Linked DNA regions of Homo sapiens: all the other regions are linked to region 1. Evidence: chromatin contacts called from ENCODE Hi-C or POLR2A ChIA-PET data. All regions are on one chromosome and are shown on one strand. Each heading gives the region's core, a stretch centred on a gene start or an enhancer-like site at or near the end of the contact. The rest is flanking DNA. Distances are from core to core; before and after follow the strand shown.

The links. Hi-C counts contacts between places; a loop is a spot of excess contacts on that map. ChIA-PET counts read pairs that join two places held with the same protein, here RNA polymerase II (POLR2A). Pooled maps may share reads with other maps.
Region 2: a loop to region 1 is called in a map of endothelial cell of umbilical vein, with 27 times the contacts of the local background. The contact joins the promoter of TCF4 here to the promoter of TXNL1 in region 1. A Hi-C loop is called at or near these places in 10 of 168 maps with a recorded cell type or tissue (B cell, CD8-positive, alpha-beta T cell, chondrocyte and 5 more), 6 of 37 single-sample maps with no recorded cell type and 23 of 50 pooled maps. POLR2A ChIA-PET finds 5 or more read pairs at or near these places in 4 of 52 experiments (CD4-positive, alpha-beta T cell, PC-9, activated B cell and 1 more).
Region 3: a pooled map shows a loop between it and region 1 (3-fold over the local background). The contact joins the enhancer-like site here to the promoter of TXNL1 in region 1. A Hi-C loop is called at or near these places in 3 of 168 maps with a recorded cell type or tissue (CD4-positive, alpha-beta T cell, CD4-positive, alpha-beta memory T cell and naive thymus-derived CD4-positive, alpha-beta T cell) and 12 of 50 pooled maps.

The regions. Positions count from the first base shown.
Region 1 is chr18:56,635,824-56,640,750 of GRCh38, forward strand. TXNL1 (thioredoxin like 1) reads right to left here and starts at 2,769. Exons shown (of 8, transcript NM_004786.3): 1 at 2,520-2,769. The coding sequence starts at 2,617. RefSeq lists enhancers at 1,821-2,806, 2,588-2,647, 2,807-3,791 and a silencer at 2,798-3,007.
Region 2 is chr18:55,585,662-55,590,588 of GRCh38, forward strand. TCF4 (transcription factor 4) reads right to left here and starts at 2,531. Exons shown (of 20, transcript NM_001083962.2): 1 at 2,377-2,531; 2 at 1,384-1,475. The coding sequence starts at 1,455. It overlaps LOC105372126 (a long non-coding RNA gene), which reads left to right and starts at 4,238. Exons shown (of 3, transcript XR_935479.3): 1 at 4,238-4,314. RefSeq lists an enhancer at 4,116-4,345.
Region 3 is chr18:57,647,934-57,652,860 of GRCh38, forward strand. ATP8B1 (ATPase phospholipid transporting 8B1) reads right to left here. Exons shown (of 28, transcript NM_001374385.1): 25 at 4,551-4,796; 26 at 4,101-4,239; 27 at 2,434-2,564; 28 at 1-779. The coding sequence ends at 555. All of the region lies in intron 2 of ATP8B1-AS1 (ATP8B1 antisense RNA 1), which reads left to right. Among named protein-coding and RNA genes, the nearest start is that of ATP8B1-AS1, 20 kb to the left of the region's middle. RefSeq lists an enhancer at 1,851-2,000. Within about 2 kb of position 2,003, at least 3 of the 41 ENCODE cell types and tissues checked have a DNase peak (open chromatin) inside an H3K27ac peak, as active enhancers do.

The DNA.
Region 1 (4,927 bases), core at 1,519-4,018:
CCTAATAGAAAATGACATGGTATCTGCACATAACCTACGACCATTCTCCCATATACTTTAAATCATCTCTAGATTACTTATAATGCCTAAGGTAAATGCTATGTAAATAGTTGTTATACTGTATTGTTTAGAAAATAATGACAAGAAAAAAGTGTGTACATGATCAGCACAAATGCAATTTTTTTTCTCCAAATATTTTCTATCCACATTTGGTTCAATCCATGGATACAGAGGGCTGACTGTCCTTAATGCCAATGAATTATACTCTTACAAATGGCTAAATGGTCAATTTTATGTTATATATATTTTATCATAAGCCACTAAAGATTCTTACACAGGAGAACAATCTATGTATCATTTTAGTAAAATTTAGACTGAGAGTGCATAAAGCATAGAGGTTAAAAAAAAAGAAAAAAGGTTTAAAATAGGGTTGGAAAGGAAATGAAATAGGTGCTGGAGAAACTATGCCCTCAGTCTAAACTGGGACAGCATTAACTTTGATCTAAGAGGATTCTTACAAGATTTTACTGAATACAGTTGTTTCTGAGTCTAATACTGACCCGTCATATACATAATTCTGGGGTTCTATTGACAATGAGTTTAGACAGGATGTATTAATGGCCAATAAGTTCGAGGAATATTAAAGGTAAATACAATAATCTTACCAGATTTGTAAACGTAATATAAATATGCTTTTGAACTTACTCTAAATCCAAACATTAATTTTCCCTCGGTTTTTACAAAGAAAAAAAATTTTAATTCCACTAAAATACCTTTTTAAATGTAACAGTTCCTTACCAATCAATGTCTGCAGTTATGCTTATGCTTAAGTGACACCACACTGATAGAAAAAACCTTCCTTCGCAGCAATGTTTCCCCAGTTTTCTCACTTCAATCAATATTTATTTATTATTTTATTATCTCTCCCACTGCTATGGTAAGGGAGAAAAACAATATATCATTGAGGGACAAAAATATAAAAGCTTCGACGGGCCAGAATTAGAATAAGTGAACTAAAAGTGAGGTGAGGTTCCTTATTGAAATCCTATCTTCCCTTTTCTACTGTGGCCTAGATACTTAATGTACTACAGGTATTCCCCTATTATTAAGAATACAGACATCACAAAATTGCTAAAAATGAGAAGACACATTTATAGAATTCTAACATTCCTTTTAGGTGTTTTATATATATGACATCACTTATCCTTTTAAATTTAGTAAATGCAAAATTCCGTATATCATATGGGTACTCTAGCCCACCATATGAAATGCAAGGTACTATCCTTTTTCAATTCAGTGTAAGAGAGACTGGTCCAAAAATAAGTCTTAACTTGTTTTCATATCTATCTGCATCCATTCCCTAAAACGATATAATCCTAATGCCACCATTTATATACTCAACATTTAGTGAACCATCTAGTAGAAACTTTGTTTTTTGCTCTGAAATTCAAAATGGAATTTTGTGTTTATACAGTTATTTGGACAAGAAAGTGTGTTACATAAACAGTGATACCAGCAGTAGACTGCTCCAAGTTAGATGTATAAATAACGCCAAGGGGTCAAGGAAAATAAAGCGGAAACCTCTCATACTTCTAACTAAATACTATCGACATACACAAGGAGAGATCTGTGAAACACACACACACGCTGAAATCTTGGTTCTCAACGCCGAGTTCCAACATGTCATTCTTACAAAGGAACTTTACTACACATCCACTATAAAAGGTCCACCTTTTCTACGACCTATAATTTTGTTGATATTTACCAAAGACAGTTAACATTTTTCAAGATCCCTGTCCTCTTAAGTGAAAAAACAGAGCCGGGTCAAACTAAGACATCCGGCCAACTGTCCACCTGAAATATATTATATATGTACTGTCGTGTGTGACCAGTTGCAATCGCATACATAGGGGAGCCTAAGCTACAAGTTAGTGGCCGAACGAGGAAGAAAAAAGTTCAAATAATTTAAAAAGCACCCTAACCCAACGTTAACTTAGTTCGAAATGCATTAGCAGAAATTCAGGACTCAGAGCTACGCATATTAGTTAGATCGCCCCATCTGAATCTTCAAAGGCTTTAGAGAGATGTAGGTGGTGAAGAGAAACAAAGTGTTCGGTAAATTAAGCTTTTGGAGCTCTGGAGATGCAAATGACAGCTGGCTCTGCAGAAAGAAGGGGTCAGGCTCAGGCAAGGGTGGCTGCGGAGACTCCCACAGGCTGGAAGGAATAGGGGCGGGCCACCCCCAAAACCAGTTTGTCAAAGAATTGAAAAGGAGCAGGTGAGAAATCTCCTGAGCTGGAGAAGCCGGCCAGCCAGGCCCCCGAGCCCGTCTAGGAACCCCTGTGCATAAATGGGGGTTCACACCCGAGAAACGAGGCCTAATTCCGGCAGCTCCTGGGGCTGCGGCGACTGCCGGACACTCCGGGGCAGCAGACGGCTAGGAAACCAGGGCCAACAAAGAGTGAAAGGAAAGCAAGGAAGGACAGACGGGGACCCACAGAGCTCGAGCCTGGCCTCACCCTCTCATGGTGAACTTGACCACGGCGAGTCTGGAGCCCGCGCCGCTCAGCTCTGGCTGGAAATCCGGGTCGCTCCCGACGGGCTTCACCCCCACCATCCTCACAGAGAGCCCGGCAGGGTGGCCGCGACGCCACTGGCTTTGAAACTGAAGGAGAAGACGATCTGGGAGAGGAAGGAGAGATGCTCAGGAAGGCCGAGGCCTGGACAGAAGAGGTGGCGACCGCCGAGTCTTCTCCCGGGACTCTCAGTGCCGAGTCACGCCAGGGAGCGGAGCGGCCGAGGGGGCGGGGAGGGATGGGGGAGGGGAGAGGAGGAGGATGGGAAGGCGTGCGGCACCCAGCAGCCACCGCGCGGCAGGGCCCCCGGCGTGACGTCATTTCCGCGTCGTCCGGTTTGGCCTTCAGCGCCCAATCCCAAAACGCGAAGCGTAGTCCCACCCTCGACTGAGTAGCCTCGCGCTAACTTGAGCGGCGCAGGCGCAGAGGAGACGTGTAGAGGTCACGTGCGCAGGCGCAGACTGAGACTCAAAAGTTGGCATATGCATCCGCGTTTCCCAGATCTGAGGCTTTTACGGAGGAGGTTTCTGATTTGTAACAGTAGAGAGGAAACTCGTTTTACCCCGGGGTTCTTAGCTGCTGTCCAGGGCACCCACTGGAAGTACTTTGAAGATGCTCCTGTACTGTATTCGGGGCAGGTCTACATACAAGACAAAATAACGTTTAGGAATATTTATTAACAGACTTAATTACATATGGGGCGCTTTCTGTGCAGTCATTCAGAAAGTATCGTGCACCTGTCTTTAGGTTTTGACCAAAAAGATGAAGACACTATCCCTCCTTTAGGAAGTTCACGGTCTAGTGACCGACGCAAACAATAATTTGAATAGGAAGCGGTGGAGACTAACGAGATGGAAGGGTGGGGCAGGGTAAACTTGCTAGGAATCTGACTCCTGGATTGAATCTTTAAAGAGAAGCAGGGGTTAGATGGATGGTGAGAGGTAATATTCCAGGCAAGGGGACCACCAGGTGCAAATGCATGAGTTGAGAGGGTGGATAAGAAGAATAGCTAATATTTACCACATGATGTACCAGGCAAGACATAAGTTCTTTATATGTGTACTAGTTCATTTAATCCCTGTGAAGTAGGTTCTGTGATTTCAAGTCAAGGCAGGCTAACGCCAGTGTACTCTTTTAAATATTAGGCTAGGTGGCAAATTATCTGTCTTTGGATTTAGCTGGGGAGATGAAATTGGAGGGAAGGCCAAGGTCAGATAATGACTAGCTAAGGAATTTGGATTTTGTCGGGAAGAGAATGGAAAAATCATTTCAGGGCAATTTTGCAATTACAAGTGTGGTGAAACTCCCGTCTCTACCAAAAATACAAAAAAGTAGCCGGGCGTCATGGCGCGCACATGTGGTCCCAGCTACTCGGGAGGCCGAGGTGGGAGGATTCCTTGAGCTGGGGAGGTCAAGGCTGCAGGGAGCCATGATTGCGCCACTGCACTCCAGCCTGGGCAACAGAGCCAGACCCTGTCTCAAAAAAAAAAAAAAAAGGAAAAAGAAAAAGTGTCTTCAGAAAAGCCCTCAGGTAGCATCAAGGAGGATGGAAGGCAGTGAGATCCATTTAGGAGGATACTGTGGTGATCCAGGAACTAAATTAGGAAAGCATCTGCAGTGGAAATGAAGAGGAAAGAACATGTTTGAGAAACAATTATTGGTCCAATTTAGTGAGATGACAGAGGAATTTAAAATAACTCAAAACATTTCAATCGTGTAGCTTTTTAAAAATGAGTTAAAATGCCTGTAGGACATCCAAGTGAGAGATATAGTAGATCGTGAGAGGGATGAGCCTGGAACTAAAGAAAAAGGACTAGGACGACGTTACAGATTTGAGAGTCATCAGATTGGGTGATAGTTGAAGCCCAGGACATGTGAAAAGAGAAAGCTAAAGGTGTTGCAGAAACATATTAAAATAATTAATTCTTAACTGAACCCAGCCACACCAGAGGCACAGTAATTACATTCCTTTTTCATGTGGTATCAGCACATTGTAATGGTTTTAATAGACAGAAGTCCCCATAATAAATATTTGCTTTTTTTTTTTTTGAGACGGAGTCTCACTCTGTCGTTCAGGCTGGAGTGCAGTGGCACAATCTCAGCCCACCACAACCTCCGCCTCCTGGGTTCAAGCGATTCTCCTGTCTCAGCCCGCCCTGGGTAGCTGAGAATACAGGCACACACCAGCACGCCTGGCTACTTTTTTGTATTTTTAGTAGAGACGGGGTTTCACCATGTTAGCCAGGCTGGTCTCAAACTCCTGACCTAAGGTGACCCGCCCGCCTCGACCTCCCAAAGTGCTTGGATTACAGGCATGAGCCACCATGACCGGCCTTGCTACTTAAATTTTA
Region 2 (4,927 bases), core at 1,281-3,780, 1.1 Mb before region 1:
TCTAGAAAAACACTAGTTTCACCAAGGAGAAGAAAAAAGTTGTTTTGTTTTATATTGAAAACCTTGGCCATAAACGTGGCAATGTCCATTTCCATCTCGTATAGGATTTGCCTGTCATATGTGAACCCAAATAAAAATAAAAGTGCCACCTGCACTAAATTCTCATTTCGTCTCTAACAGGAGAGCAATTTGAAGCAAGACTCTCTCTCTCTCTCACTCTCACTCTCTCTTTCACTCCCTCTCTCTCCAGCATTTATTTCGACCCTAATTGGTTTCCCTCTTCTTCGACGTATCTAGTGGATAATGCACACCTTCCCTGAGTCAGAGCCTGCAAAAAGCAAAGGAACGAATGGAGAAAGTGCAACAAGCAGAAAGGGGGCTGCAAAGCTGCCTGCCTAGGGCTACGTTTCCTGGCAAAACTTCCGAAAGCCATTTCTCCAAAAGAAGGTCTAGAAGAGGAGGAGGAGGAGGAGAAGGAGGAGGAGGAGGAGGAGCAGCAGCAGCAGCAGCAGCAGCAGCAGCAGCAGCAGCAGCAGCAGCAGCAGCAGCAGCAGCAGCAGCAGCAGCATGAAAGAGCCCCACTTGGAAGGCGGTTTGGATTTTATTTGTGTGTTTTGTGGATTCTTTTTATTTTGCTTTACAAATGCATCTTACACCAAACTCATCTGGCATTAAAAATGAATTCATTCTCCTGACATGTCTGGGACTTGGTTTAGGAAAAGGAAGCAAAGGGATGGAGAAGGACCAAGTACAGCCGTAAAACTCCACAAGTGTGTCAAGTTCCGCTTTGTGCTGATCCTACGACTACGAAATTTACCAAAACAGTCCAAAAGGTTCTAAAGAATGTATGCTCAGCATATCCATACTAGTTTTAAGAATCCTAGGAAAAGATGTAACTAGGAGGTAAGATGTAAGGAACAGGTCCTACCAATCCAAAGCATCATTAGCTTAAAACTTTAAAGAGACAACTGGGTCTCCTATTTTCTATTTTCCATTTCCAAAAACAATAAATAAAACGAAGAGTAGTGTGCAAAGTATTAGTAGTCTCAGTGTTCAGACATGGCCAAGTTTTAGGGGTGGTTTAGTTTTAGGGGTGTCTATTTTTGCTTTCCACTGGGGTGAGATTCCATTATTTGGGGTAATCAGTGGGTAGGGAATTGAAGGCCAGTAATAAAACTCAAAAAAAAAAAAAAGCCTGAATCTTCCATCACACCACAAAATTATAGTTAAAAACTTGTCAAAAAGACCTTCATATTTACCAAGGATTCAGCCAATTAAAAATTATTACTGTCCTTTAGATTCCTACTGGTTTCTAGCTGAAGTGTTTGGGTTTTTGTTTTGTTTTTTTCACAGCTGTTGTTAGTTTCCACCGTTCTTTCTTACCGCACTGAAATCCAGTAAATCACTCAGCTCTTTGTCCGTCCCTAAGGCAGCCATTCGCTGTTGGTGATGCATTTTAGCAAAATCACACAAACCTAGAAACATGGAAATAACCGCAATCAGAAAATCCAGTCCCAATCCTTGGAGAAAACACAATCGGATTTTTGGAGACTGGGGGGTTGGGGGTGGGGACGTGGGGGCGGGTGGGATTAAGGTGGAAAGGAGGAAGGGATGGGAGACTTGTTGTTGGGTTGGGTTTGGTTTTGTTTTTTTAAGATGGAATAGGCAGCAATAGCAAAAAAAAAAAAAAAAAAAAAAAAAAAAAAAAAAAAAGCGATATTGTATTTCCAAAGAGACGATCAAACTGGTAACATCCACTATAAAACCAAATCAGGGAAAGAAAAAAAAAAAGCCGCTCTTCAGCGCATCATTTTATGCAACAGGAGGTAGAGCGAGAAATGAATGGATCACAGAGAAAAGAGAAACTACTGAGAACGATCCGATCTCAACTTTCCCCCCACCCTGCACCCCACCCCCCTCGCACACTCACACTCGCACACGCACACACACTCGCACACACCACTCCCCTCCGCTTTTCAAAGTAGCTATCAAGAAATTAAAGATGAGCGTCTCTGGAGTGAAAACACGTCCAAAGGGGGAGGGGTGGGGTGACAGGGTTGGGGGGAGCGGAGTGGAGGGTCGGGTCCTCTAATTGTCCAGCACCCTAATTTGTGAAAGAAAGGGGTTATAAAAATTAAAGTCAGGCCCCTGGCAAAGTCCTCGGTCCCTCCGAGGGGGCATCAAGGGGAGGGGCGGGGGGGCTGGCGGCGAGGGGGAGGGAAGCGGCGGGAGGGGAAGGGGTGTCTCTTCTGGGAGCGCCGGGCGCCGGGAGCCCGCGGCGCGGGAGGCGCGGAGCCGCGTGCGGGGCCGCCGAGCCCGAACCCCGCGCCGCCGGGCGCCTCCGCCCCGCCGAGCCCCGCAGGCGCCGGTACCTACCGCCCGCGCGCGAGAAGGGGCTCTCCGTGCACCGCCGGCGCCGAGGCGGCGTTCATGTCTAACCGCCGCCGCCACCGCCGCCGCCTGCTCCTGCGCCCGCTCCCGCGCCTGCTGCCTCCCCGCCGCCGCCGCCGCCGCCGCCACTACAGATCCGCAGACACACAGCCAAGATCCCTGACTCTTAACACCAACTCTCTTCTCCGGGGAGGGGAGGGGACGGAGGGAAGGGGGGAGGGGGAAACACGCCGAGGCGCACGGAATTGCAAGTTCAGCAAAGAAATGGGTGGGGGGGCTCCGGCGGGGAGACGCGACTTGCTCCGGGTCGGGCAGGCTAGGATGCATCCCCCTCGCACCCACCCCGAGGGGAAAAAAAAAAAATCTCAACACCTCCCCCGCCTCGCCAAAAAATACAAACGAAAATTCATCGAGCACCTCATTTTTCCTCAGATCGTCAGTTACAATCTGAAGCCTGAACAGTTCAGTTTTTGCCCGTTGCATCCCTCGGAGGCACTTTGAAATTTATTCGAGTTTACATCCCCTCACTTCTTTCTTTCTCTTACTCTCGTTCCCTCTCACTCACACATCCACACACGGCAAAGCAAGTTTATACTAGGCTGCAAATACACGTGATGCAAAAAGACTTTGCCAAGAGGAACAATATTTTTCTTTTTCGTCTATAAATCAAGCCACATTTTCCTGGGGAGATTTTCGTTTCGGTAGTTTTGCGTTGGGGGCGAAATCTGAATTGCATACTTTCTTTCCCCTCCCTTTTAAGTCACAGAATAGTATAACTGCAAACTTCGAAAAAAAAAAAGGGCAATTTTTGGGGGTGGATGTTGTTTTGTTTTTGCACTTGAGTTCCTAGGCACGCTAAGTCCCTGTTCGCCAGCACTGTAAGTTTTTAATTCAACATTTACCATTATAGGCCCTGCATGCTCTTAAAACATACTTTTTCACATCACTTTTTAGGATAAAATTTAAGCTTCATAATTCTATCGTTTCGTAATAACAAGCGTGCTTTATCCGGTATATGCAACATAAGCTATTTTAACGTGTGTTTGAAAAAAAAAACACACATTCTACAAATCCTGGTATTGCTAGATGTGCGAGTACATACACAAAATGCATGCACACACTTTTTCCCATTGGCAATTATTTAATAGGTTGTCCCTTTTGTTTTAATAAAACATCGGGATCGACATTTTAAAAATTAAATTCAATTACAAACAGTTTACTCTGACGGCAAATTGAAACGTTACCTTAAATGGCCACAAATATTCTCACAATATTCCAAGGAAAGAGACTTTAAAAAGAGAGACAAAAATCTTCTGCAAGTACTTAGTATCTCACATGTGTATCCCCAAAAAGTATTTTAACTGGTACTCAGTCCTGCTCCAGGGATATCCACAGATTACAAGATTATGCACCTGGCTCTGGTTTTTGCATTTTCCACCATAAAACTGCAACAAAATTCCCTCCCCCAAAAAAGAAATCATTAAAAAAAAATCCAACAACTTTTTCTTATTGTTTATAAAAAAAAAAATGAACACAGGATAGTTATAATTTTTCCTCAAACAATTCTTGTTGGTGATTTTTTTTCTTCTCTCATAAAGTCTTAAACTTGTTCCAAGTTTAGAGGTGTCTCATCATCATCATCCTCCTCCTCATCATCATCACCATGGACTCCCCCGTGGAGTCACATTGATAATAATAGGTTTCCCTGAAAGATACATTGTAATCCATTCACATCCGGGAACTGCGGGCTTATAAAGAGAAGGAGCTGCGGCCGCGGCTGCTCCTCCAGACAATGACTGGGAAGGGGCGGGGCGGGAGCAGGCGACCATAGAGTGGTAAACAGAGCGCCTAGAGAGGCGGCCAAGATGGCGGTGCTGGTCGACCACGCCTCCTCCGGGAGCGGAGGCGGGTGGCTGTTCTCGGGTAGGCGTCGCGCGTGGGGCGGCACTGTGGGAGTTCCCGAGGCCGAGGTCGTTCGCAGGCCCCATTTCCCTGCGCTCTTATTCGTGTTGCCGCTTCTTGGCCGTCCTTGCTCTTTGACACAAAAGTGTAGTTTCGGCACAAATTTACAAATTAAACTCCACAGACTTCCGCAGGGAAGTGAGATACCCCCAGGTCTCCCTGAGGAAGGCTCGGGAAAGACTGGGCCGGCCTCACTCACAGTAAGCCTGACCCTGGGTTCTCCCACTGTGTGGAGCCAGATTTCTCAGCGAGCCTTGGGCGGCATGGGAAAAGGCCTCTGGGCCAAGTTGGTCCTAGGCTGGAAGAGGGATGTGGGTCCTCTCCTCCAACTCCCCCACCCTATCTTCTTATAGAGCGCTGGAAGTGTGTGAACTTTCCAAGTCCAAAAAGTCTTCACTTGGCGAAGACCTTCATCTATTGCTTTGTAGACTCAAATGTAGTTTGTGCCATAAGCCACGACTGACTCAACCCATTTCTGGCCAAGCAGTTACCTTCTGTAGCCTGTTTTCTGGTCTGTGTAAAGCAAATAACGCCCACTTTACGAATTTTATAGTGGATACAGATAAAGATGAAG
Region 3 (4,927 bases), core at 753-3,252, 1.0 Mb after region 1:
GCCTTGGCCTCCCAAAGTGCTAGGATGACAGGCATGAGCCACCATGCCCGGCCTATTTTTAAATTTTTCTTAAGACAGAGTCTTGCTCTGTCACCCAGGCTGGAGTGCAGTGGCGCAATCTCGGCTCACTGTAACCTCCATCTCCCAGGTTCAAGCGATTCTTCTGCTTCAGCTTCTCAAATAGGTGGGATTACGGGTGCCCACCACCAAGCCCGGCTAATTTTTAATTTATGGTAGAGACAGGGTTTCACCATGTTGGCTGGGCTGGTCTCGAACTCCTGGCCTCAGGTGATCTCCCCTCCTCAGCCTCCTAAAGTGCTGGGATTACAGACCTGAGCCACCACGCCCGGCCGAATAATAGGACTTTTAAAAGTCCTATTTCTTGGCTCTGCTATTGTTTAATAGTCCAACCCAAGGAGTTTGTTATAAAGATTATTTATTGTCTTCAATATCTTTGTGATGAATGCAATTCACACACACACACAAAGTCCTGAGAGTCTTTCATAAAAAAATAGACGTGCTTTGTGGCCGCATCCCAGCCTGGGGGTAAGGGATCAGCTGTCCCCGGTGCGCCTGTACTCCGCGGTGCCATCCGCCACGATGGCATCAAGCGGCGAGCGCTTCTTGCGGATGCTGCGCCCGGAGGAGATGAGGTCCGCGTAGCCCCGCTGGTGCGAGAAGGCGTAGGCCGAGCGCCGCGTTGACACGCCCCGGCGGAACACCTGCTGCCGTCGCTGCCACTGCTCCTCCGCCTTCAACCGCTTGCGATGCTTCTGGATCTGCAAGGGGGAGAGATGGGGAGGGATGAAAATAAGATCCACACCAGGGAGGAGGCCTGGCCAGACGGTTGACAGAAATGAACACTGATGAACTCCCCTGACACCTGCCCCATTTTGATGCAGGCAGTTCTGTCCCCACTTGTGTGTGTGTGTGTGTGTGTGTGTGTGTGTGTGTATGTGTGTCTATATCTTTTTTTTTGTTTTTGAGACAGTCTCGCTCTGTCACCCAGACTTGAGTGCAATGGCACGATCTTGGCTCACTGCAACCTCTGCCTCCCAGGTTCAAGCGATCCTCCTGCCTCAGCCTCCTGAGTAACTGGGGTTACAGGCACGCACTGCCACACCCGTCTAATTTTTGTATTTTTAGTGGAGACAGAATTTCACCATGTTGGCCAGGCTGGTCCTGACCTCAAGTGATCTGCCTGCCTCGGCCTCCAAAAGTTCTGGGATTACAGGCATGAACCACAGTGCTTGGCTATATCTATCTATCTATCTATCTATCTATCTATATCGACATATATATATGATGATATAAATCTATATCCATCTCTCTATATCTATACATAGATTGATTGATCAATCGATCTACCTACCTACCTACCTGGAGATATATATTGAAGCCAAGGGAAGGTTATTTAACTTTTCCAAGGTCACACAGCTAGAAAATGCAAAGCCAAGATTCCCACTCCTCTGAAGCTAGTGCCCTTTTCTAGTTCAGACCAGATGGGTACAGTCAAAGAGAAAATTCAGTAGGGCCTCTTTCCTGGGTTGTTACTGCATACTGTTGGCACTGCAAAAGGGAGACCCGAGGGATACTGAAGGTTGCCTCAGTAGCCTCTACTCTCTCCTTCTTTCTAATGGAAATTGATTGTATTCAGATTGCCCCCCCCAACCCCTCACAGCCACATTTCTCATGGGCGGTGGGCAGGTTGATTTCCCTTGCTAAACTAGTCCAGAATGGGCAAGTGACCTAATTTTGGCACGTGAGACCTGAGGGCACTGTACTGGGGCCCTTGGGTGAGAAGTTCCACGGCCCCTAAGGAGCTACAGAATAGGCTCTTATCTCCCCCCGACACTGATAGGTCAGGAAGTGATACCCAGAACTGCTCTGGCCATCTTCCAGCATCCATATGAAGCTAATAATGAAGGTTTCTGAGAGAAGAGATGGCAAGAACCAGCCCAATCCTTTCTTGACAACATTAAATTGCTCAATCAACTGGGCCTGAAGCCTACTAATGATTAATGATGACGCACTACTGTAGAGATGTTTTGAGTCACAGCTTTCTGTTCCTTGTAGCTCAAAGGATCCTGCTACAGAAGGTGACATTTTTCTTAAATAAAGAAAAAAAACCCAATCTGATTTGTATGACAAAATGTTAATACTGTAATTGTTAAACTGAGGAGATAGATATATGGGGCTCATTCTGTTCTCCCTTTTTTGTTTATGTTTGGTAATTTTTGTATTAAAAAGCAAGCACACTAAACTCCCAATTCCAAAAGACTTATTTGTGAGATAGAGTTAAAGAGAAGCAATCATGAAAAATCATTCTTACCAAACTTCCCATGAGCTTAGAATTTTGCAGGAAACGTGCTGTTGGGAAACGCTTTGGTTTCTGTGAGGGACAGAGTTGGGAAAGGACTATATTCTTTATACCTTATCACTTTCTGATGGCCAGATGGTCATTGACAGGAATCGAATGGCAACGACGGGTAGTAAGCACACAGCAACAGCCAGGATGATAGTTAACCAAATGTATGGCTGTCTCAGAGCGTTTGAAGCTGTGCCTGTAAAGAACATGGCAAATGCATCACTGTGGTTCTTTTTTCCTAAGAACATAGTTAATATTTCGCCAGGTGTGGTGGCTCATGCCTGTAATCCTAACACTTTGAGAGGCCAAGGTGGGTGGATTGCCAGAGCTCAGGAGTTCGAGACCAGCCTGGGCAACATGGTGAAACCCCGTCTCTACTAAAATACAAAAAATCAGCCGGGCATGGTGGTGTGCACCTGTAGTCCCAGCTACTCAGGAGACAGCAGAATTGCTTGAACCCGGAAGGCGGAAGTTGCAGTGAGCCGAAATTGTGCCACCGCACTCCAGCCTGGGTGATAAAGCAAAACTCTGTCTCAAAAATAAAAAATAAAATAAAAAAAAGAACATAGTTAATATTTCATAATCTATAAATAGATCATTTATGGTAAAGTTTTACAACTGGATTGGCCTCCCCAAAATATCCATTATGGCTCAAAGAACAGACATTTTAAAATCAGACTAAGCAAAGCAAAATTGGGAAGGTAAATTATTTGAAACAAGGCAAATTTACATAAGTGAGCAAATAAGGAAAAAAAGCACATTTGTTGACATTGCATTGATTAAAAATGCAAAGTTAGGTGATCAAGACTTCTGACTTTTTTTTGAGATAGGGTCTCACTCTGTTACCCACGTTGGAGTGCAGTGGCGTGATCATGGCTCACTGCAGCCTCAACCTCCTGGGCTCAGGTGTCCTCCTACCTTAGCCTCCTGAATAGCTGGGACTACAGGTGTGCGCCACCACGCTTGGCTAATTTTTGTATTTTTTGTAGAGATGGGGTTTCACCATGTTGCCCAGGCTGGTCTCAAACTCCTGAGCTCAAGTGATCCACCCATATTGGCCTCCCAAAGTGCTGGGATTACAGGCGTGAGCTACCACATCTAGCCCCAGTATTAGGTTTTATGGGAAAGAAAGAATAGGCTTTTATCCAGCCTTTTAAGTCTTAAGTTATCTAATTCAACACACGTACAGCGCTATTGTAAAGCTATTTTAATTTGTCTTCCTCCCATCATGTTATGCCCTTTCAACCCACCATCACCATTTAATTTCCAGACAAGACATTAATTTTCACTAGCAATAATAATTTGTATATATTTGTTTTGTTGTGCTTTGTTTTTTTTGTTTTTTTTTTGAGACAGGGTCCCGCTCTGTCACCTGGGCTAGAGTACAGCAGTGCCATCACGACTCACTGTAGCCTCAACGTCCCAGGTCAAGCAATCCTCCCACTTCAGCCTCTCCAGTAGCTAGAACTACAGGCATGTGCCACCATGCCTGGCTAATTTTTTTGTATTTTTTGTAGAGATGGGGTTTAGCCATGTTGTCCAGGCTGGTCTTGAACTGCTGGGCTCAAGCAATCCACTTGCCTCGGCCTCCCAAAATGCTGGGATTACAGGTGTGAGCCACTGTGCCCAGCCATTCCACCTTGTATATTTTATTACTTAACAGAAGTTATGTCAAAATCTAAACTAATGACATTTGTCTGTACATTTATTTTTGGAATTTGGAAATACCAACCTGTAAATTGAAATGCAGATGGAAAGAGAACATGTATTCCAGCACTATGAAAGTCAAACATGATGCCAAAATAAAGTGCAATGCTTCCAAAAATTGAAAAAGCATTCACAAAAGTCCAATAAGAAGTATCCAAGCCAATCTGTTGGGAAACCAGAGAAAAACAGAGCACTCATTTTGGGGAGTTAGCAAGAAATAAAGGATCTAACAATCCTGAAAACAGAATTCAGCAAGTTAGGCATGATGTGGCTTGAATACTGGACCAGAAACTAAACCATCCTTGACTCAGGCAAGAAATAGAAAATGTGCTTGGTATAAGAGATGAAAATAGCATTTATATTTTGTAAGTGGCACAGGTGCAGTGGGAGTCAGGTGGATGTGCATGCCACCCTATATACAGAAATATAAGTAGGTACCAATAGACACTGAATACGGCCAATGAAAGCCACGTACCTGGAAATTGACTGTTATTACAAGAGCAGAGGCAATGGTGACGGCAAAAGACTGGTAGTCGGAAGGTGCCTCTCCATCCTGCCCTACGGTTTGCAGATAAGCTCCAAGAGGTATGAAGAAGAGGATCATCGATGTTAGGACCCCATGCAACAAGCTTACAAAGAATCTCTTATAGTTGAATAGTAAGTCTCTTTGTCCCACTATGTATAACCCAGGGAATCGGAGGCTCAGTTTGTCACTCACATCCTTAAGGAGAAAACAAAATGATGGTATTTTATTCATCAGGTCAAAGCAGTCAGAGATATGTTATAATTAATATCTCACAAAAAGTTGCAGCCTGCTGTTAAATTTTAGGAAGGCAAAAACTGAACAAGATA